Regions from separate parts of the Homo sapiens genome. Here regions 1 and 2 are each linked to region 3. A link is an interaction called in ENCODE POLR2A ChIA-PET data of the cell type or tissue named here. Cell type or tissue: GM12878. All regions are shown on one strand. Region 1 overlaps SLC15A4 (solute carrier family 15 member 4). Region 2 overlaps LOC124903083 (a long non-coding RNA gene). Region 3 overlaps GLT1D1 (glycosyltransferase 1 domain containing 1).

Evidence for each region. ChIA-PET counts read pairs that join two places held together with the same protein. Peaks named below come from ENCODE experiments on the same cell type or tissue, not always from the same donor. Only the 100,000 strongest peaks of a DNase experiment are listed, where the experiment ranks them.
Region 1: POLR2A ChIA-PET joins it to region 3 with 14 read pairs; 4 of 35 experiments call an interaction of 5 or more read pairs at or near these places.
Region 2: POLR2A ChIA-PET joins it to region 3 with 17 read pairs; 4 of 35 experiments call an interaction of 5 or more read pairs at or near these places.

What each region holds. Positions count from the first base shown.
Region 1 is chr12:128,807,226-128,815,225 of GRCh38, reverse strand. It overlaps SLC15A4 (solute carrier family 15 member 4), which reads left to right. Exons shown (of 8, transcript NM_145648.4): 2 at 156-451; 3 at 5,115-5,283; 4 at 5,753-5,830; 5 at 6,270-6,438. Among named protein-coding and RNA genes, the nearest start is that of SLC15A4, 13 kb to the left of the region's middle. RefSeq lists enhancers at 3,021-3,090, 4,325-4,424. In GM12878, a CTCF peak has its summit at 4,269 (motif pointing right); a DNase peak (open chromatin) is centred at 4,875; H3K4me3 peaks cover 4,286 bases; H3K27ac peaks cover 5,819 bases.
Region 2 is chr12:128,826,892-128,834,891 of GRCh38, reverse strand. It overlaps LOC124903083 (a long non-coding RNA gene), which reads right to left. Exons shown (of 2, transcript XR_007063602.1): 2 at 5,446-7,223. Among named protein-coding and RNA genes, the nearest start is that of SLC15A4, 6.9 kb to the right of the region's middle. RefSeq lists enhancers at 4,372-4,481, 5,052-5,121. In GM12878, no CTCF peak of the experiment used is centred here; DNase peaks (open chromatin) are centred at 4,211 and 4,861; H3K4me3 peaks cover 1,285 bases; H3K27ac peaks cover 2,898 bases.
Region 3 is chr12:128,910,353-128,918,352 of GRCh38, reverse strand. It overlaps GLT1D1 (glycosyltransferase 1 domain containing 1), which reads right to left. Exons shown (of 12, transcript NM_001366886.1): 5 at 5,893-5,929; 6 at 3,364-3,420. Among named protein-coding and RNA genes, the nearest start is that of GLT1D1, 61 kb to the right of the region's middle. RefSeq lists an enhancer at 1,738-1,857. In GM12878, no CTCF peak of the experiment used is centred here; DNase peaks (open chromatin) are centred at 1,742 and 3,242.

The DNA.
Region 1 (8,000 bases), 100 kb after region 3:
AGATCCGTGAATGTTTCTGTAAACACAATTTTGATTGTGTTGCGCTTCTTAAAGGTTGTGATGACAACGGTAATTTTAACCACTTGACCGTATATGGTTTTCATCCTTGAAGACTGTCATATATTTTCAAGTGTCTTTCCTCCCTGTTATTTTAGGTTAAAGATCGAGGTCCGGAAGCCACTAGGAGATTTTTTAATTGGTTTTATTGGAGCATTAACCTGGGAGCGATCCTGTCGTTAGGTGGCATTGCCTATATTCAGCAGAACGTCAGCTTTGTCACTGGTTATGCGATCCCCACTGTCTGCGTCGGCCTTGCTTTTGTGGTCTTCCTCTGTGGCCAGAGCGTTTTCATCACCAAGCCTCCTGATGGCAGTGCCTTCACCGACATGTTCAAGATACTGACGTATTCCTGCTGTTCCCAGAAGCGAAGTGGAGAGCGCCAGAGTAATGGGTAAGCACTTAGTTCTCATCTTGGGCTGTTTGAAAGGACTTTATCGATCTCTTTATTAACATCCTAGCTTCGGTTTGTTGTGTGCTTATTGTGTGCTGGGCCTGGGCTGAGTGGTTTACATGTCTTCTCTCCTTTAACACTGCATTTCCCCAAGGAGGCGGGTGCGGTCTTATTATCCCATCTTAAAGACAGGCCAGTGGCCTGATTCCAGAGCTCATGCTTTAACCCCACGTTGCACTTTCTCTCACTGCTAGTGTAGACGGAAGCTCCTTTGGTGCCAGATTATAAAGGTAGAAATTTGTGGAGGACATCGAGGAGACAGAAGACATGCTTTATACATGTTTCTTTTTATTTTAAAAAGCTTTGAAATACATTTGAATGAAAAACTAAGCAGTTGCTTATGCTGTCAGTACCTGTCTCTGCTCTTTAAAAAGTAAGCCACTGCCTCTTACCTAAAGGTCAGCATGGGCTCCATCATACAGCGGTCAGGTCCATCATACGGCGGTCAGGTCCATCATACAGCGGTCAGGTCCATCATACGGCGGTCAGGTCCATCATACGGCGGTCAGGTCCATCATACGGCGGTCAGGTCTGTAACTCTTGACAGGAAGGTGCAGTAGCAGAATGGCGAGATGCACTGAGGGTAACCAGATGATCTCATGGGACTTACCCAGTGTTAGCACCAAAGTCCCATGAACTGAGGTGTTAAAACAGAAAGGCCTGTGTCCTCAGAACCCCTCCAAGTCACTGGCCAACTATGACTCATGTTTGGTGATGTTGGATGCCAGTTAATAAAGTCCAGAACTTAAGCCCAAGAAGAGAGCTCAGAAGTGTTTGTGTTACTCTTTATTGAGGAATAATTTACAGATAGTAAAATTTACCCCTTATATCTGTACAGTTTTGTGAATTATGACAAACTTACTCAGGTTGTGTAACCACCAGTGCAGTCAAGGCATAGATTATTTCCATCCTTCCAGAGAAGTCTCTGGGACCTTTTGTAGTCAGTCCCCTCATGGAATGTTTTGATCAACGTAGAAATGCCTGGAGGCTGCTGGGTGGGAGGCTGATCACTCAGCCATCAGAGCGTCCTGTGTCTCTGAGCCGTGCACCCCATTGTGGCATGGCACTGGTTGCTGGACATTCTTCTGCGGGCCCACTCACACATCTGCCTGCCTGCGGCCTGTCTGTGTTTGTCTTACTCATGCTCTTGGAGCCGTAGCGAATGTGTCTAATATTCCTTCCACGTGGTAGATTGAAACTTCACCAAAATAGCCCTGTGCGCCTACTTTGCTCCTGAACATCTCTGATTTCTCCGGCTGTCCCTGTGTGGAGTTCTGGCAGATCTCACCAGTCTACATGACCTATTGGAAATGCCAGTGGGTCATTGTGGCATTCAGACACATAATTCAAAACTGCAAATGGTGGGACCGCACTAAAGAATTTTTAGTAATTAAAGTACAGGAGGCTGAGGTGGGAGGATCACTTCAGCCCAGGAGGTCAGGTCAAGGCTTCAGTGAGCCATGGTTGCACCACTACACTGTAGCCTGGGTGACAAAGTGAGACCCTGTCTCAAAAAAAAAAAAAAAAAATATAGCCCCATCTTAGCTGACACTAGTCTTTTGCCAGGGCCTTATTTGATCAGACAAAAGCAGTGTTTCGGATCCTAGAGGTCTTTTTCAGGAACAACCCTTAAAGTTTTAGTATCCGTGTGGGTGGTAGCCCATAGACATTTCTGCAAGAGAACAGCATTGTTCTGTGGACATATTTGGGTTTTAAAGCACAAATGGCAGTGTGGAGAGGGTTTGGAGTTACTTTTACTTAGGAAGCCGATTTCCTCTTAGGATAGTCTTTGAAAGTCTTCTTGGGCAAAAATAAGGGAAAAAAAAGCAGGGGCTAGCTTGCAGAAAAGTTGATGGTCTGAGGAATTCTCAGATTCTGCTGTTTGTATGAACTGGCTCTGTAACCTTGGGCAGGTTACTGATCTTGCGAAGCCCAGCTTTCCTTTTTTTACAGCGGAGATGGATTCATCTCATGGGCTCACGGTGGGGCCTGAGCACAGTGATGTGTGCAAGGCCCTCAGCAGGATGCCAGGTACATGATAAGGGCCCTGTCAGTGGTGACCACTGTGACGAGGGTGCCTTAAAAAAGGTGGGCCTCCAGGCTGGGCGTGGTGGCTCAAGCCCGTAATCCCAGCACTTTGGGAGGCCGAGGCGGGCGGATCACGAGGTCAGGAGATCGAGACCATCCTGGCGAATACGTGAAACCCCGTCTACTAAAAATACAAAAAATTAGCCGGGCGTGGTGGCGGGTGCCTGTAGTGCCAGTTACATGGGGGGCTGAGGCAGGAGAATGGCGTGAACCCGGGAGGCGGAGCTTGCAGTGAGCCGCGATCACACCACTGCACTCCAGCCTGGAAGGTAGCGAGACTCCGTCTCAAAAACGAAAAAATAAAATAAAAAAAAAAAGTTGGGCCTCCAAAGCCTGAGGAAGCATGACATACCCAACATTTTTACAGTTGTGACACTTAATTTCATCTGGCCCAATCTCAGTTTCAATCCAGGTTGATCTGTGTTTTGAAGATAATATAGTGCTTGATATTAAATGAGAAATGAAGGCGTATTTGTTCAACTCATCAGACCAGAGTAGAAATGGTTCTACAGCTTTTTGAGATACATACTTCTTTGGGAATCCGTGAGAACCAGTGGACTCTTTTCCTGGAGAATACACACACCTACATGCGGCCTTCACAGAGACTCAGGCACAGGCGTCCTGAAACTGGAGCTCGTCAACTTGTGTGGGAGGAGCAGAGGGCTCTTGTGGGTGTTCGGGTGTCACTTGTGACCGTGGCTTCGTGTTGGACCCTTGTATGTTGCAAAATAGTGCACCTAACAATATGTGTAACCCAGTAAAGCTTCAGATGCATGTTGATTTCACAGCTTTTAAATATTTTAATTACATAAAGCGAAAGTAATATAACCAGTAACCTGTGTGAATGATTCTTTGTGTGAAAATGGGTTTATTTGTTATTTAAATGTTTTTAGTGAAAGGTATTTAATATGATGTGGTAAACCACTGATAGTATCTGCATTAGGTACAAAAGGACTTTAATTTCCTTTTTGAAAAAAAGTAGTACTTGAAGAAGTTAATGTTTTCGAGTGAAAGTATTTATAATGTCTTTGGAATTTATTTTCACTTTTGGGTGTTTTTGTTTTTGATTATTTTCCCCCACTAGACTAAGTCCGTAAGGACAGGAGCCCTCCCCTTTAGCCCCCAGGTAGAGCAATGCAGGGCCTACAGCAGGTACTCGATCAGTATTTGTTGAATCGAACTTAGTTTTCTTGTCCAAAATTTGGCTAAAATATTCAGTTATAGTTTTCAGCGCTTCTATTTTTCCCCACTCTGAATGTCCAGACTTAAAATGTTGACTTTATAAGATAAAGAATTTAAAATACTGGCACCATAGTAAAATGGGACATGAGTTAATAAACTAGAAGGCTGACAGGTGCCATTTCTGTTGGCTTCCCACAGTTAAACACAATCTTATTGGGAATTAACTCTCTCCTGGTACTTCTGGCTTTAGAGAATAGTGTGCACTTTGTTTTCCCATTTTACCCCTGAGATCCTTGGAGCCCGTTCCCCATTAGAGTGTTTTGGAGCTGGGAGAGAGTGCGGAGCTGTCTAGTGGGGCCTGTTCATTTTCTAAATAATGAAGCAGGCCCAGAGCAAGGAAGTGAAACTCGTTAGTACAAGAGCTGGGGATGCCAGGTCCATGTTCCTGCTGTGACCGGCAGATGTGAGGGCAGTGGCAGGGAGTGGAGGGACAGTGGTGTCCTGCAGGGGTCAGGGCCTCAGGCTGTAAAGCCAAGACTGCCTGGGTCCAAGTCCTGGCCATACCTCAGGCACCCTTCACACTCTCTGTGCCCCGGCATCTTCCTCTGTGCAATAGGGCCCTGAAGAGTTTTAACACCACATGGTTAATGAGGGAGCACATGGGACGCGGTGCACTGGGCACTCCCTGTTTCCTACTGTCAGGGGACAGAGCCAGGGACATCCTCCTCTCATCACCACCAGCACCGCCCTCCCCCAACAGCTCTTCCTTAATCCAAGAGCTGACAGCTTTCCTCCGAGAATAGAAGCCTGCCTCAGTCCTGCCAGTGACTCAGTTTAAACCAGCAGGGTTTTATTAACAGCATGGGTATTGGCTGTCAGGTCTTGATGTTTGATAAATTAGCTGATTAAAAATTCACACAATCCAGTGCATTTTTTCATATGCTATCCAGTGGCATAGCTAGTGTCCCTCCCAGTGTCACGTAGAGCTGCAGACTCTCCCCACACGGAGATTGCCGAGCTGGCAGCTGCGCTGGGGCTCTCAGCTCAGCCGTGGTTCACACTGTCATCACAGATCTTCCAGCCACGCCAAAATTACAGTAGCCCAGTTTCACTTTGACTAGAAAGTCCCTTTGTCAGCTGTTTCAGTACATTCTGTGACATTTAGAAATAATTTAGGTAGCTGTGTTGGGTGTGTACAATTAGTAAGTGATGGAATGAGTTGAAGCAGATTCAATACAGTGAGCTGGTTTCTTACCTCCAAACTTAATTTGTGACCAAATAATTGATTGCTGGGAGGGGAAGAAAACTAATTCCTTCATTTTATTTCCCAAAGTGAAGGCATTGGAGTCTTTCAGCAATCTTCTAAACAAAGTCTGTTTGATTCATGTAAGATGTCTCATGGTGGGCCATTTACAGAAGAGAAAGTGGAAGATGTGAAAGCTCTGGTCAAGATTGTCCCTGTTTTCTTGGCTTTGATACCTTACTGGACAGTGTATTTCCAAGTGAGTGGTGACAAACAGGTTTAATTTCCTTTATCTTCCTATGAAGTCTTACCCTAGCACTTGTTTTGGCCATTTCTAAAGTAGGTAGGACTAGGTGATTTTTTTTCCCATGAGTCTACAGAATCTTGGAATTTTTGGTTTTAGTTATGGAGTCATTTTGGCTGCTTTAACTATGTCTAAAGCCTCTCTGAAAAAGAAGCTGAGAACAGGTACGCTTCTGGTTTTTCAGGCCCCTCTTGTTAATGTAATTTCTCCTTTGGATAACTGGCCATTCTTTTTCAAAATTGATCTCCAGAGGACTTTACGATGACCAAATCATTGACCTGTCTGTTTTCAAACTTGAGCCATTGTCTATTTCTGGGAGTCACTGTGTGTCGCATCTGAGTCTAGCTTAGGGGAGGGGCAGGATGCTTAGAGTGTTTGAGAGCACAGTTGGTCCACATATAATGATACTGTTTTTTATACCTAGATGCAGACAACATATGTTTTACAGAGTCTTCATTTGAGGATTCCAGAAATTTCAAATATTACAACCACTCCTCACACGGTAAGAACAATTGTAATGATCTGAACATTGTTATTTTGGACTTATGTAATAAATGGATTCCTTCTACCAACTGTAAATCTTTTATAAATGTTAACAGCACCGACACAAAAGCATTGTTATTGAAATAGAGTTTTTACTTATTTTAGAGAATATTTTTTCATTGGTTGTATCATTTGCTAGATTAGGTTGACTAACATCAATTCAACATTACTTAGTATTTTTCACCTGATTATTTTCCCCTCAAAACACAGAAAAGCAAATGCAGATTCATTTGGAAAGAAATCTTTTCCCAGTTCCGTTGTCTCTAAACTGAAGAGGTTGTACCTTGTGGAGAGGAACTGTTCTTTACGTGCATTTCTCCCATTGAGACGTTGGTTCTCTAGACAGGTGATGGCCTGTATTGCGGGGAGTAAACGCCTCCTCCTGTGTTTCACCCCAGCTCCCTGCAGCCTGGCTGACCATGTTTGATGCTGTGCTCATCCTCCTGCTCATCCCTCTGAAGGACAAACTGGTCGATCCCATTTTGAGAAGACATGGCCTGCTCCCATCCTCCCTGAAGAGGATCGCCGTGGGCATGTTCTTTGTCATGTGCTCGGCCTTTGCTGCAGGTAAGAGGCATTCTGCTCCGTTCCTCCTCAGGCCCGACTGCAGCAGTTGTGGATTCAGAATATAGTGCTCACACGCAGTCGTGCCCCAGGTTGTTCAGGAAGTGCATGTCTGTAAAAGAGGATGTGTATCAGTTATTTTACAGCACTAATCCTTTATTTTAAAGTTTAAGATTATTTTCCTAAGGATACGTCATTTTTCTGCTGGTACTAAAACCATTGGGTTGCTCTGAAAAGTGACATTTGGACTGAGTTAAAGGGAGGTTTTTCTCTACCTACTGATTTAGAATTAGGCTATTGAATGCTGAATAGATGAATTTTTGTAAATTAAAGGTACTGTATCATCCTCAAGGATGAGAATTCCACCTTCAGATTACTAACCTTAGGTTTATTAACAAGTGTCAGGGTGCCTGCGAGTCCTTTGAATTTTTTATGTAAAATTCTGTGTGCATTTTTCTGGTGACAAAAATGTTTCTAGATTGTTACAGGCTCCTGGGCAGCATCTCCTCCCGCTACAGATAAACCTGATAAGAACAAATGCCTAAGTCTCTAAACTCTGATGAGGAGAGTTATCCTTTTGAGGATTTCCATTCTGTTTTCATAATTTTTATGTGCTGAAATGAGTTGTTTATCTTTTGCTGATAAAGCTGGGTATTGCTGACTTTCTGAATTATTTTGGAGTTCTCCCTTCATTAATATTTGAAAATTATTGACTGATGAAACAGCTTAGTTACATAATAATAAAAGTTGATATTCTTGAACCAACTATGTATTATCTGCTGTCATGAGGAATTCAGTGTTAAGCATTGCTGAAATGGAATTTAATATTCTCAAACAATGCTGCCTTCATAGCAGCTTTCATCTACTTTTGCCAGACTGAATGTATTGATATAGTACTTAATAGATTTAAAGAAATTAGTCCCTGGGCTTAAGAAATCTCTGTTCTAGAGACTGGGACATTTTAGAAGACTATTGCATTTTCTTTTGTTCAAATAGATAATTAAAGTGAGGTCGTGTCTGAATGAAGTTTTTGCTGTGCCTTCTTTATAATTCAGCTTCTCTTCCAGAGCTGTGGCACATGGGGAAATAAGCATGGGCAGAGAAGAACTGAATCACCGCAGGGCTCTAGCTGCAGGCTGCGGTTCAGCAGAGTGCGCCTGCAGAAGGGCTGTCTGCAGGAAGTCTTTGCACTGGAGGCTGTGTCTGCCTGCCTGTCCTACCTCCCCAAAGCGCAGGCTCAGCTTTGGCCTCAGACCTCTCTCTCCCCCCGGGGCTGGAGTGCCTTCTCTGTGCCCCGTCACCACACTGGTTGATGCCAAGGAAGGGAGTCCTCGTTCCCTCCCTGTGGGAAAGGAGACGTCCTTGGTTTCCGGAGGCTTTTCCAGTAGATACTTGGTTTGGGCTCCTTTCCTAACATCCTCTCTTTCAGTTTCATAAATGGCTGAATCACTTCTGTGGGCTGCCTTGAGAGCCATGCAGTCCATTCTGGTGGTTTCGATATGTGTTTGTGCAGGATACAAGTGCCAGACCAGTCACTGTTGAGATTTCCCCATTGCACTCCGTCA
Region 2 (8,000 bases), 83 kb after region 3:
CCGGCTAATTTTGTATTTTTAGTAGAGACGAGGTTTCTCCATGTTGGTCAGGCTGGTCTTGAACTCCCGAACTTAGGTGATGTGCCGCCTCAGCCTCCCATACTGCTGGGATTACAGGCGTAAGCCACCGCGCCTGGCCCTCCCCAGTGTTTTCTTGTCATAGCTTCAGAGTTTTAGGTCTTAGATTTAAGTCTTTAATCCATTTTGATTTGATTTTTGTACAAAGCTGGTTGGGACTTTTTCTATTGCAATTGACAGAATGTCACATTTGCTTAACCAAAAGGAGAATTTATGGACTCACAATTAAAATGTCTAATTTTAAAGAAAAAGCTACTTTTAGCTATGATCAGAACCAAGATCTATAAACAGTCCTTTTTTCTTTTTTTTTTTTTCTTTTGCTCTGTTGTCCAGGTTGGAGCACACTGGCACCATCTCAGCTCACTGCAACCTTTACCTCCCGGGTTCAAGCGATTCTCCTGCTTCAGCCTCTCAAGTGGTTGAGACTACAGGCAGACCCCACAATTAGCCTGGCTAATTTTTGTATTTTAGTAGAGACGGGGTTTCACCATGTTGGCTAGGTTGGTCTTGAACTCCTGACCTCAGGTGATCCCCACCTGCCTCAGCCTCCAAAATTCTGGGATTTAAACTGTCTTTTTCAAACAAGTGTCTCTCTCATCTCTATCTCCTTCTGGGATGCTTACTTCTCTGGTTTCACAAGATGGCCTCTGGCAACTCCAAGCTTATATTTCCATGATCTCAAACTCAACAGAAAAGAGAATCACTTCTTCCTGCTCATTCGAGAGTAAATTCTGGGATTAGCTTTGACCAACTAGGATCACATGTCCATCTGTGAATCAATACTTTATTTTTGTTTATTCATTTATTTTTTTGAGACAGAATCTCACTCTGTTGCCCAGGCTGGAGTGCAGTGGCATGAACTCGGCTTACTGCAACCTCCGCCTCCAGCGTTCAAGCGATTCTCCTGCCTCAGTCTCTCAGGTAGCTGGGATTACAGGCGCGTGCCACCGTGGCCGGCTAATTTTTATATTTTTAGTAGAGACGGGGTTTTACCATGTTGGCCACGCTGGTCTCGAACTCCTGACCTCAGGTGATCTGCCTGCCTCGGCCTCCGAAAGTGCTGGGATTACAAGCGTGAGCCACCGTGCCCGGCCTGAACCAAGTACTTTAGCTCAATAGATGGGATACTGCTAATTGGATAGGCATAGGTCAACTGCCCACTCTTGGACTGGAGGGGTCAAGCCGCCAGACCTAAATCACAGCCGCCAGACCTAAATCACAGCGAGCATTGATTAGTTAAGGAAAATCAAGGTGCAGTTACCAGAAGGGAGAATGGATGCTGAATAGGACCCAACAATAGCTATCCTCTAAAGAGCCTGGCCACTCACTGTGCCAATTTTATGTGTTGGGTGTTTATCCTTTGATAATATTCTTTCTTTATTTATTTATTTATTTATTTATTTATATTTATTTATTTATTTATTTTGAGACGGAGTCTTGCTCTGTCACCCAGGCTGGAGTGCAGTGGCACAATCTCAGCTCACTGCAAGCTCCACCTCCCAGGTTCACGCCATTCTCCTGCCTCAGCCTCCTGAGTTGTTGGGACTACAGGCACCCGCCACCATGCCCGGCTAATTTTTTGTATTTTTAGTAGAGGCGGGGTTTCACCATGTTAGTCAGGATGGTCTCGATCTCCTGACCTCGTGATCCGCCCGCCTCGGCCTCCCAAAGGTGTGAGCCACCGCGCCCGGCCCATAATATTCTTTATAACTCTTTATAAAATAAGAACATTAACTTTTGGGAGGCTGAGGCAGGAGAATCACTTGAACCCGGGAGGTAGAGGTTGCAGCGAGCCGAGATTGCGCCACTGCACTCCAGCCTGGGTGGCAGAGCAAGACTCCATCTCAAAAATAAAATTAAATAAATAAAATAAAATAAAGGCATATTATAGAAAGATTGTCATTCTGTACATACTTATAATAGGATAAATAGGACTCAGGAATATGGAGATATAAAAAGTTCTGCTGAAAACAGAGTTTATAGAATGGGTGGCAAGACTCTGTCTCAAAAAAAAAAAAAGAACATTGTCTTATGTACTTCAATTTTTTTCTTAGTTTGTGTGCTCTCAACAGCAATTATTATTTTTTATACACATAAGTTTTAAATCTTCATGTAGTCAAACTAATTTTTTACTGCATGCCTTCTGCCTTTAGTGTTAGGCTTAGGAAGGCATTTTCTCTCGATTATCTATTTGCCAATATTTTCTCCTAGTGCTTTTATAGTTTTGGTTTCTTAATATTTAATCCATCTGAAATTTATGTTGGTGCAAAATATGAAGACTGTTTTCCCCTATGTTTCAACATTCATTCCAACATAATTTGTTTAACAATCCATCCTTTCCCCATGAATTGATGAATTACTGATTCTTTTTTTTTTTTTTTTTTTTTTTTGAGATGGAATCTCGCTCTGTCGCCCAGGCTGGGGTGCAGTGGCGCAATTTTGGCTCACTGCAAGTTCGGCCTCCAGGGTTCATGCCATTCTCCTGCCTCAGCCTCCCCAGTAGCTGGGACTACAGGCGCCCACCACCACGCCCGGCTAATTTTTAGTATTTTTAGTAGATACGGGGTTTCACCGTGTTAGCCAGGATGGCCTCGATCTCCTGGCCTCCTGATCTGCCCGTCTCGGCCTCCCAAAGTGCTGGGATTACAGGCGTGAGCCACAGCACCCGGCCCCACCTTTTTTTTTTTGGAGATGGAGTCTTGCTCGGTTGCCCAGGCTAGAGTGCAGTGGCGTGATCTTGGCTCACTGCAACCTCTGCCTCCCGAGTTCAAATGATTCTCTCACCTCAGCCTCCTGAATAGTAGCTGGGATTACAGGCTTGCGTTACCATGCCAGGCTAATTTTTGTATTTTTAGCAGAGGTTGGGTTTCACCATGTTGGCCAAGCTGGTCTCAAATTCCTGACCTCAGGTGATCTGCCTGCCTCGGCCTCCCAAAGTGTTGGGATTACAGGCATGAGCCACTGCACCCGACCAGATCCCTTTATTATCATACACTGAGATTTTTCTTTTTTGCTTTTATTATTATTATTTATTTATTTATTTGAGATGGAGTCTTGCTCTCTTGCCCAGGCTGTAGTGCAGTGGCACAATCTCAGCTCACTGCAACCTCCACAGGTTCAAGCATTTCTCCGGCCTCAGCCTACTCAGTAGCTGGGATTACAAGCACCTGCCACCATGCCCGGCTGAGTTTTGTATTTTTCATAGAGACAGGCTTTCACCACTTTGGTCAGGCTGGTCTGGAACTCCTGACCTCAAGTGATCTGCCCAGCTTGGCCTTCCAAAGTGCTGGGATTATAGGCATGAGCCACCATACCAGGCAGCCTTTCATTATTATTATTATTATTTTTGAGACTGAGTTGCACTCTTGTTGCCCAGACTGGGGTGCAATAGTGCAATGACGGCTTACTGCAACCTTGGCCTCCCGGGTTCAAGAGATTCTCCTGCCTCAGCCTCCGGAGTAGCTGGGATTACAGGCACCCGCCACCACGCCTGGCTAATTTTTTATATTTTTAGTAGAGACAGGGTTTCACCACGTTGTCCAGGCTGGTCGTAAACTCCTGACCTCAGGTGATCTACTGGCCTTGGTCTCCCAAAGTGCTGGGATTACAGACGTGAGCCACCACGCCTGGCCTCATTATTTTTAATTGATATAATAATTGTTCATAATTATGGGGCATAAGGTAGGATTTTGAAACATGTACTTCTATGAGATCAACTTTTTTAGCTTCTATATATGAGTGAGAGCACATGGTATGTATCTCTCTGTGCCTGGCTGATTTCACTTCATACAATCAGTTATTTTGTATTAGTGCTTCTGTTCTTGTTCTTTGTATTCATCTTCCTTGATCTTTCCTGTAAGGCCTAATCTAGAAAACAAATACACTTATAATTACCAACGAACTATTATATGATTACAGTTTAGGCTAAGGTTGCTTACAAGGAATTGTGAAAGTGGTGGTTAAAATAGGATCTTAGGTGTGGTCACACCATCTTGCGCTTCTTGCAATAGAAGGAAGCAGAAGTTCATTTTCTTTCACTTACTCTCTCTCTCTCTCTTCACCTCCCTGCTTCTATTGGCGAAGCCCAACTTTTGCACGTCTTGGGGGTTTTTTAAACACAGGTGGAAAAGTACGCAAGAAACAGACGTTGCTACTCGCAAGGGTCAAATAAAATGAGTGCCTGAAACAAGTCAAATCAAAATCAGCTTCCTGACCGTACACTCTCACATCCTCTGTTAAAATAAATGCAAGTCATTCTGGGAGCTGAATTAGTTCATACTAAAAGTAGATTAGTGTGGCTTTGGTTTAGGATCAAGGATTTAACACCTGATTCTATTCCGTTGGTTGCCTGTGTTTTTATTGATTTCACTTTTTATACCTTCTGCTTCTATCAAGAGTATTTGTAGCCAGAAAGAGTGGTTGCAACAGTGACTCCTTGAAGTAAATAGAATTTATGGCAACTCTCTGTACCCAAGGAGATTCAAAAGATGTGTGGCATGGCCTGTGGCTGTACTATGGCTAATGACTTATGCTATGGCCTGATGCACAAAGGTGAGGGGGCCTATCCGAGTCCCTCCCTAGGGATCTGGGAAATTGGAGAAGCTGAAGCACTGGCCGTGAGTGCTGAGGCTGAGCTGAGCTGAGGCTGAGCTGTCATGACTCAGGGGGCAGGTGTTCAACAGTTGTTTGTTGAGTGAGTTAGTGATGTACAGATGGCACAGAAAGGCTATGACAGCTGCTTCTAACCCGAAGTTTTGAGGAAGCTGAAACTGTCAGTAAGGAGAGGCAACTGTCTGGCGGTGAGGAGTGAGCAACTCAACAGAGATGTGAAACTACGGCAGAAATGTCATGAAACAGCCAGAGGAGTCAGGCAGTCCCCTGAATGTCCTGTCTGTGACGGTTTCTCAGTTCACTGCCTTAAATCACACCCACTCGAGCTCTGCACTGGGTGAGGCTCAGGAGACAAAGTGGTACCAGAGAAGGGAGAACCCTGTGTTTCCAAGTCTAGTCCACACCACAGGCACCTTTGCAAAGAGTGTCCTTGCCCCTTTTCTAGAGGGCCCTTGAGGTGAAGAGCCAATAGACAAAAATGTTATTTTGGAAGACACGGTTACCTATCCCTTAGATGCCTACTGTATGGGTTGGGTCATTTATTAATTTTAGCTGCAAAGGAGAGACTCATAGGATCACTTTTTGGGGCAGAAGTATATTGCGAGCATATCCAATAAAGTGGGAGGAATCACCTTACATCAATTCTTTAGCTATACCATCACTGGGGGCTCAGTACAGGGGCTGCAAACCCAATCATTACAGAAGCCCAGCAGAAAACTCATGGGTCAGGCATGAGAAAAAAATCAGGCTGGCCTCTCTTGTTCCTTAATTTTTTTATTTTTTATTTTTTGAGACGGAGTCTCACCCTGTCGCCCATGCTGAATGCAGTGGTGCGATCTCGGCTCTCTGCAACCTCTGCCTCCTGGGTTCAAGCAATTCTCCTGCCCTAGCCTTCCAGTTCTTTTATTTTTTCCATTTTTGATAGAATTATGATAGGTGGCTTGGGGCCACAAGTAATACAAATAACAGAAAACCCAACACAGTGGCTTAAACAATGTTAAGACTTATTATCTCACTTCTCCCTGAGTCTCCTGTGCCATCCCCCAAGTCAGTCTCATCCTAAGCTGGTTCATCTCATGGTTGTCAATAGCCATCAGGAGCTATTAGAGCTGCAGGTTTCCTAACTCACATCCAGTTTGGGAGCATGTGCCTCGCCCACAGTCAGCCAATAAGTGGCCTTGCCTCTAGTCTGACTGGGTCAACTTACCTCATTTGTCCACTGCTGGGTCAGTAACCGCAGGCACCAGGGAAATTTCGTGTCCTGAAAGGTTAGAGTCTGCGTTCCTGAACTGGTCACCATGAAGAGGCATGAGACTAGTACTGGTGTGGGCTAGTTCTATCTGGGAACAAGGATGAAGTCAGGTTCTCCTGAGCTACATGGGAAGCTGGTGGGGACAGGGGTGGGTTAAGGAAGACAAATATGTGAAGAGAATCAGGATTGTTTGGAAAAAGAAAGAGTATGGATGTTGGCTAATTAGTCAATCATATCCATTACATTTTAGTACGGAATGGAGTTGCTGGCCGGGCGTGGTGGCTCTAGCCTGTAATCCCAGCACTTTGGGAAGCCAAGGCAGGCAGATCACCTGACTTCAGGAGTTCAACACCAGCCTGGCCAACATGGTAAAACCCCACCTCTATAAAAAATATAAAAATTAGCTGGGTATGATGGCAGATGCCTGTAATCCCAGCTACTTGGGGGGCTGAGGCGGGAGAAGCACTTGAACCTGGGAGGTGGAGGTAATGGTGAGCCGAGATGGCACTATCGCACTTTAGCCTGGGCAACAGAGCAAGACTCCGTCTCAAAAAAAAAAAAAAAAAAAAAAAGAATGGGGTTGCTGATAGAAGTTACTGCAATGATGGTGTGAAATAGACTATGCTGTCCAATACGGTAGCCACTAGCCACAAACCACTTGCAATATGGCTAGTGTAACTGAGGAACAGAATTTTTCATTTTATTTAATTTTAACTAGTTTCAATAGCCACACATAGCTAGTGGCTCCTGCGCTGGACTATGCAGATATGGAGAATTTTCTCTATGATAACAAAAATAAGACAATAGTGAGTGGGGAGGGTTTAGGAAAGCTAGAAAGTGTCTGCCATCTAAAGACAGTGGCTGCTGCTGAGTGTCAGCAGATTGTGGCTACAGGGGGAAGCAAATGTGTTTCCATTACCTGTTGCTACATAATAAACTGCCCCAGAATTTAGTGGCTTAAAAGAACAACCATGTTATTTGTTTACAATTCTGCTATCTGGGTTGAGGCTCAGCTGTGTGGTTCTTCTGCTGGTCTTCACATGGCTGCATTCAGTAGGCAGGTCATCTGGAATGCTGAGAATCCCCTCTCCACATAGTTGCAGACTCCTCCTCAACATATGATGGAAGGCAGGTGGACGTCTAATATGATGGCTCCGGACACCCCAGTCATGAAAGTGGAAGGTGTCAGACTTTAAGCCTGTGCCCAGACCAGGCCCAGAGACACTTTTGATGTATTCTCTTGGTCAAAACAGGTCACAGGACAGGCCCTGTGGTGTGATCTCTGAGGAATACATAAAGGCTTGAATACTATGGGGCATGGTTCAAAGTGATGGGATCATACTAATGTAACAGGTAATCACAAGTCCAGCATTGCCAGAGCTCACATTTATTTTCCCCAAATAGCAAGGCATCCAAATTTATATGTGAAACCTTTCAAACTGTAACTATTAGTTCACTTTCTTTTGGTACCAGCTTTATGGAGACATATTCGCATACCATATAATTCACTTATATAAACTGTAGAATTCAGTGGTTTTTTAGTACATTCACAGAGATGTGCACCAATCTTCCCCTCCCCTCCCCCAGTATCAGGAAACTGTACTAATCTGCATTGTCTGTATGGATTTGCCTATTGCCTATTCTGGCCATTGCATATAAATGTGATCTTGCCAGATGTGGTCTTGGCTCACTTTTTTGTTTTTTTAAACTTAGCTTTAGTTTTCTCAAATGAGGCAATGCAATCGGATTAGTTTACTATCATTCAAAAATGGCAGAGTGTATTGAGCACTGTTTGGACACTGGGTTATCACATGATTCAAATCATTTGCTTTGCTTTCATTCCATGTTTAATGTTAATTTTACTCTAGACTTTGCCTGAGCGTCAAACCTATCAGTCTTAGAAAAAATACTCAAAGATTCTGTCTCCTCTACCAACTGCAAAGTGGAAGCAGCACTGGACTCATAATTAGATATAAGCCTTTCATTGAAGTCTGAGTTCTATTGCTTTCTTTTTTATTTTTTATTTTGAGACAGTTTCGCTCTATCACCCAGGCTGGAG
Region 3 (8,000 bases):
ATTTTTCCTGATGCTCTCCTGATGCCCCCAGCCCTACCCTCTCCTGACAGGTCCCAGTGTGTGTTATTCCCCTCCCTGTGTCCACATGTTCTCATTGTTCAGCTCCCACTTATAAGTTGAGAACATGCGGTGTTTGGTTTTCTGTTCCTGCCTTAGTTTGCTGAGGATAACGGCTTCCAGCTTCATCCATGTTCCTGCAAAGGACATGATCTTGTTCGTTTTTATGGCTGCATAGTATTCCACGGTGTCTATGTACCACATTTTCTTTATCCAGTCTATCACTGATGGGCATTTGGGTTGATTCCATGTCTTTGCTATTGTGAATAGTGCTGCAATGAACATACACGTGCATGTATCTTTATAACAGAATGATATATATTCCTTTGGGTATATACCCAGTAATGGGATTGCTGGGTCAAATAGTATCTTTGTGGAATTGCCACACTGTCTTCCAAAACGGTTGAACTAATTTACATCCCCACTAACAGGGTAAAAGCGTTCTTATTTCTCCACAAGCTCGCCAGCATCTGTTGTTTTTTGGCCTCTTAATAATCGCCATTCTGACTGATGTGCGATGTTATCTCATTGTGGTTTCGATTTGCATTTCTCTAATGATCAGTGGATGATGAACTTTTTTCATATGTTTTTTGGCTGCATGTATGTCTTCTTGTTTCAAGTCTTTAGCATGAAAACAGACTTGGGGTGTCTTTCTGTTTGCTGAGGGCAGAGAATTGATTTTGCATCTTCAGTCTCTTCTTAGAAGTTTGCAGCAGGAGGCTAGGCGAGGTGGCTCATGCCTGTAATCCCGGCACTTTGGGAAGCTGAGGCAGATGGCTTACTTGAGCTCAGGAGTTGAAGACCAGCCTGGCCAACATGGTGAAAACCCTCTCTCTCCAAAAAATACAGAAAATTAGCCAGGTGTGGTGGGGCGTGCCTGTAATCCCAGCTACTTGAGAGGCTAAGGCAGGAGAATCGCTTGAAGCCAGGAGGTGGAGGTTCAATGTAACAGGATTTTACAGAAATTGATGAGTTGAGCCCCAAATTTAAATTGATATGCAAAAAACCTAGAATAGCTAAAATAATTCTGAAACAAAGTTATTGACTAACACTACTTGGTTTCTAGACTTACTATTACCCTATACCAACAAAACAGCATGATATTGGAATAAAGATAGGCATAGATAATGGAAGGCCACATACAGTAAACTGACTTTCAACGAAGGCACCAGAGCAATTCAATGGGCAAAGAAAAACATTTCCAATAAATGACGCCGGAACCATCTGGATATTGTTAAGAAAAAAAAACAGATCCCTACCTCATACAACACACAAATAGTAATTTCAGATGGATTTATAATCTTAAATGAAAGAGCTACAGCACTAAAACTTCTAAAGACATTTTAAAAAGAAAGAAAAACATCTTTGTGACCCTAGGGTAGGTAAAGATTTTGTAGACAGGACTCAAAAGCACTAACCATCAAAGAAAAAGTTTGATAAACTCGACTTCAATAAAATTTAAGCCTCTTCTGCTCTTCAAAAGACATGGTTAAGCAAACAAAAATATAAACCAGATAATGGGAGAAAATATTAACAATATATTTATCTGACAAAAGGCTTGTACCTAGAATATAAGGAAGTTCTACAAACCAATAATTAGAAGACACACACACACAATTGGCTAGACACTCACGAAACAAGATACATGAATGGCCAACGCGCACATAAAAAGGTGCTGAACAAAATTAATCATCAGGGAAATGAAACTTAGAAGAATGACAATGAGACACCATTTCATTATCTCCCTAGAACAACTAAAATTGAAAAGACTGTCTACTCCACCGGTGGGCAAGAATGTGGAGTAACTGAAGCTCTTGTCAGCTTCTGTGGAAGTGTAAGATGGCACACCTTGGAGAACTGTTTGGATATTTTTTATAATGTTAATCATATAGTCAAGCTATTTGACTTAGAGGCATTTATCCAAGAGAAGTGAAAACATAGGTCACCAAAAAACCTTGCACAAGGATATTCATAGTAAATGTATTTGTAACGGTTAAAAATGGAAAACAAGCTAAAAGTTCATCAATAGAAGAAGAGATAAACAATTTGTGATATATGGAATGAAATACACCATTCCAAAATAGAATACTAAGAAAAAAGGTCTACAGATACACACAATAGGGATAAATCTCAAACACATTAGTTGAACAAAGAAAGCCAGATACAAAAAATTATTCAATGCATGACTCCACTTAGATGAAGTTCAAGAACAGGTAAAACTAATCTAAGATAAGAAAAATTAGACTAGGAATCGCCTATAAAGAGACAGAAATTAAATATGGAAGAGGGCATGAGAGAACTTTCTTGAGTGGTGGAAATGTTATCTATCTTGATTGGGGTATTTGTCACATGGGTATATACATTTGTCAAACATTTGCCTAATTTTACACTTGAGATCTCTGCATTTCACTGCATACAAACTATAGAATTATTTTAAAAAAAGGATGAGTTCACTCTATTCTACTGACATAATGAGCAAAGAAGGCAGGTTAGAGTAGTAAGTGAAGCTTGACTTTGTCTTTTAAACATCATTATTTACATGTAAATTGTTGAGAAAGATCACATCAAACATTAATAGCAGTTTCTTTTTGGTGATGAAATTTCAAGTGATTAAAATTTTTGTTGCATTTTTTGGCCAGGCCCAGTGGCTCATGCCTGGATTCCCAGCACTTTGGGAGGCTGAGGTGGGTGGATCACCTGATCAGGAGTTCGAGACCAGCCTGGCCAATACGGCAAAACCCCGTCTCCATTAAAAATACAAAAATTAGCCAGGCATGGTGGCGCATGCATGTAGTACCAGCTACTTAGGAGGCTGAGGCAGGAGAATCACTTGAACCCGGGAGGTAGAGGCTGCAGTGAGTCTAGATCACACCACTGCACTCCAGCCTGGGCAACAGAACGAGACTCCATCTCAAAAAAAAAAAAAAATGTGTTGCATATTCTGATATTTTCTCATTTTTCTACAATGGTAATTTAACTACGTGTATAATTAGTAAAGTAAAATAAAATGAACACATGAGGTTGTTATTCTTATAAAGAACAAATGTCACAGGAAATGATACTGAAAATTTGGAAAGCAGGTGCTAAAAACAGCATCAGAAAGGGCCAGAGCCCCTGTCTCTCTGGCTTTCTAGCCCTGCTGTTCCTCAAAAGGATAAAACTACTCATGAAGCCGCAGACAGAGGGAAATGAACCTTGTTCTCTCTGACAACCACTTTTTCAAAACCGCATGAACGTCACAAGCTCCTGAAAGTAACTGACAAGATGCACTTCATCAAAATCCTCTAAGAAGATCTCATGTCTCACCAGAGCGTTGAAGAAAGGTATTCCAGTTAAAAGCGGCGTTTGGTGTTGTTGCAATTCCTGGGTCAAAGAAACAAAAAAAGGGCAAGTTCACTTTGAAGCGACTGCTGAAATACAATGAGTTATTTTGTGTTGAGGCTTATTATTATTATTACTATTATTCTTATTATTTTGAGACAGAGTCTCGCTCTGTCACCCAGGCTGCAGTGCAGTGCCACGATCTCTGCTCACTGCAACCTCCTCTTCCCGGTTTGAAGCGATTCTCCTGCCTCAGCCTCCCGAGTAGCTGGGAGTATAGGCGCCCGCTGCCACACCCGGCTAATTTTTGTATTTTTAGTAGAGACAGGGTTTCACCATGTTGGCCAGGCTGGTCTCGAACTCCTGACTTCAAGTGATCCTCCCGCCTCAGCCTCCCAAAGTGCTGGGATTACAGGTGTAAGCCACCACACACGGCCCACTTGTGTTGAAGTTTAAATAACAGTAGCACCTGGTTTTTATAAAGCCGCTCGATGCTCTGAGTGTGTCACTGAAGTCCCATGAATCCTTCAGCACAGGAGGGTTAAAAAGAGCCCATGGATTCCACATGAGAAAAGACGCACCCCTTTCAGCCCCAGGATCCATGACAGGCCCAAACGGGGTTAGGGGTTAGACAAACCTTGAGTTCCTTAAAAATGCCAGGAAGTAACAGGTTTCAAAAACACTGTCAGCTAAGCCCCATGTGAAAATTATACCTCCCTGTAAAATTCCCACTCTCAACCCTCACCAACTCATGCCTGATGGTCTGTTGGCTATTACTTCTTCAGAGAGAGAAGTTACATTTAATTTTTGCTGAAAAAAAAAATGACTATTTTACAATTTAGAAATTCAGAGGCAACGTCTAACACGTTATCTTGGTAACAGAAACATTTTGAAATTTTATAAAATGTAAGTAAATCAAGTCATCTAACCACCTCCAAAATCCACCTGCATAATCGTTATTCACACTGAATCATACTGACAGCGGCTATTTAACAAGCGCCCATTTCAAGCCAGCCCTGGGCTCCGACTGCATGTAGGCGCTTTCCATACTCCACTGTAACCCTTAAAGGCCCACTGAGCAGACTGCTTCCTCCAGTTTATCCAGCTGGACACTGATGTTCAAAGAGGTTAAACGCACTTCAAAATGCGCAGGGTGGAGGTGGTAGACGCTGTGTTCAAACCTACGCGCTGCCTCAGAGCCCAGGTTTTTCCTGCTGCACCAGCTAAAAATGTCACTGAAGCCAATGCAGCAAGGACACGGTGATGACAGGATGCCGTGCCTCACTAAGGTGCGCCTGAGCACCATGGAAGTCCTCAGGAGGCCCGAACGCCTGGCCTCAGCCTCTGCACTCGTTCTAACCTGAGCTTGGGGCCAATTACATGTTCTTCCTTGGATCTAGTCTTTCCATTATTTCTATCATGTAGTACAGTGGTTTACAAACTGTGTTTAGAGAGGCCGGGCACGGTGGCTCACACCTGGAACCCCAGCAATCTGGGAGGCCAAGGCGGACAGATCACCTGAGGTCAGGAGTTCAAGATCAGCCTAGCCAACACAGTAAAACCCTGTCTCTACAAAATACACAAAAATTAGCTGGGCGTGGTGGGGGGGCACCTGTAATCCCAGCTACTCGGGAGGCTGAGGCAGGAGAATTGCTTGAACCCAGGAGGCGGAGGTTGACGTGAACCAAGATTGCGCCACTGCACTCCAGCCTGGGCGACAGAGCAAGACTTCATCTCAAAACAAAAACAAAAAACTGTGTTTAAACCTCAGAGGGTTTGATGAAGGGCCTCAGATGCCACCATAGGGGCAGAATTGGGCAGGGAGGAAGGAGGAGTATGAAGGGAGAAGAGTTCCAGTTCCCCCAACTCAAGTCAGCTGAAACAGAAGCTCCGCATTTGGTTTGGTTTGTTTTTTCCAAACATACTGCTGATGGAGTATATCGTACTTCTACTGGCAGAAAATGTTAAGTGATCCGCATTTTAAATCATTATTTTATAATTTCTCCTATTTATCTTTTATTCTAATGTTAGAAAAATCTTAACAATGTAGCCATTCTCAGGCAGATTGCTTGAGCCCAGGAGTTCAAGACCAACCTGGGCAACATGGCGAAACCCCATTTCTACAAGGAATACAAAAAAAATCAGCTGGGCATGGCGGCTCATGCCTGCCTATAGTCCCAGCTACTGGGGGGGCTGAGGCTAGAGAAACGCTTTAACCCAGGAGGCAGAGGTTGCAGTAAGCCGAGATCGCACAACCGCACTCCAGCCTAGGCGACAGAGCCAGACCTTGTCTCAAAAAAGAAAAAAAAAAGTAGCCATTTCACTGATTATTTTTAAGTAAATCTGAGAAATCATATTATCTCCTTCATAAACATCTCAATATGTGTCTCTTAAGGATGCAAACTTATTCTTTTAAATATATATATATATTTATCACATATAAATATGCATCTATTTTGATATATTCATTCTCTATCCCTGTACATAAGTAAATAAATATTTTAAAAATCTTACCTTGACTCTGGACATAGACCTTACCCTTAGCATGCGGCTTTTGAAAGGAGGGGAGAGAGAAAAGAAAAGTACATTGGACAGTGCATGACAACTGCTTTTTAGAAATAAAATGAAGGTCATTAACAAAAAAAGCCGTCCTGGAAAACATCACTGAGAATCATCTACACAGCTGCTCATAGACTTATTACTCTGTAAGAGCAAAGCATTACTTCTGCTTTTTAATAGGTTTTGCCATTAAAAATACAGCATCTATAAGGTAAGAAGCACACACACAAAAAGTCTCTTAAATGAGGCCTAATGCAATTTTGCAATTTTACACTTGCTATATTAGTGGAGACATTACTGAAGTTCAGCCAGAGAGCATGCCAGTGCCGGCCCAGCTGATGCAGCTCCCGCCCCTGCGTGGAGGTGGAGGTTTGGGGAAGCATGTTATGGCTTATGCATCCCTGAGGGGAAGACTGCTTCCACCACCCCCAGAAAAAAAGAAGAAAGGAGCAGGAGGAGAAGGAGGAGCTGCCAATATGTTGGGAAACCAAAGACAGGCCCCAGGAGGCAGATCCTTCCAGGCAAGGGAGGACAGCCGGGTGGAAAGCGTCTGGTAAGTTACCTCCCTGGCACCAAGCAAAAGGCGGCCCTTGCATGACGGATATGGATATTTGTACCAAGATATCAACTTACTATTCCTTGCCATGTTTTCTGGTGGAATGTCACAAAACTACTAGAGAGAAATTGAATCCATTTCTCCAGTTCATTTTGAAACAGTGGCAGGAATATTTTTAAGGTGACGTTTAGATGGAAAGGTGGAGGCAGGAGCAGAGTGATGGAGCAAGTCCATGCCAAGGACGGTTTCTCTCAAGTGATCAAAACAGGCCGTCATTTTGGTGAAAGAGTCCAAAAATGGATGTCTTTTTGTCATGTGACCTAAGCCTGATCAATGCATTAAGTGACTGAACTAGCTAGATCCCTGGAGGTCACAGAAGACACACCCCTGTCCTTCCTCGGTGTAGGGATACAGTGTGGTCTTTAGGGCACCAGGGAGCCCTCGGCACTGCATGGGGTATGCTGATCCACGTTGGACGTTGTCCCCACTTCAGTTTTATATTTTGGGACACAAGCTAAAGTGAAGTAGCCCTGCCAAGGGCGAGACAATCAACAGGAAGAAGGAGACTGGCCCTCCCCAAGCCTGGGAAGGTTTGGTAGAGGCAGCATCCAGGCAGAAGGTGGGTGGCACGGCCAGGCATGGTGGCTCACCCATATGATCCCAGCACTTTGGGAGGCCGAGGCAGGCAAATCATTTGAGGTCAGGAGGTCAAAACCAGTCTGGGCAACATGGTGAAACCCTGTCTCTACTAAAAATACAAAAATTAGCCGGGTGTGGCGGCATGCGCCTGTAATCCCAGCTGCTTGGGAGGCTGAGGCAGGACAATCGCTTGAACCCGGGAGGCGGAGGTTGCAGTGAGCCGACATTGCGCCACTGCACTCCAGACTAAGCGACAGAGTGAGACTCTGCCTGAAAAATAAAAAAAATAAAGAAGGTGGTGGGTACACACGAGGCTCGGTATGGTGTTGGTTTTGTCCTTAGCATCGCATTTTGTATTTCACTACAGGAAGCATCTCAAGCCTCCAGAAGTCTTGCCTCTCCTCCCCACTTCATCGTGCAAGCAGGTATGTGTGGTATTCCAAATGCCCTTAAAATAGTAAACCTTTAAGAGAGAGTTTCAAAGACCTCTTCTCTACCAGTTAAAAAAGACATTAACTTTAATGAAAAAAAAAAAAAGGCTAAAGGCGACCATTGAAATTAGAAATTGCAGTTCAGAGCCCTAAACTACTCCTTATGCTGAATTATAATTTCCCTGGAAAGCTGGAAGAGCTGTTACTGGAGTGTAGTGGAGGCTTGGAGTGTTTCTTCCTAAAACAACCCTGTGTCCAAAACACTCGCCTGGCAACATCTTGAAGATGGATGGTAAAGCACTCACAATAGAACACCATGGCATTTAACTTAATATAACTTAATATAAGTGTTTGACAATAACAGATTCAGCATAATCCTAGATAAATATAAGGTGAGGCAACATAGAGTTTATAGTTTTTGTCACTATTTTCATTGG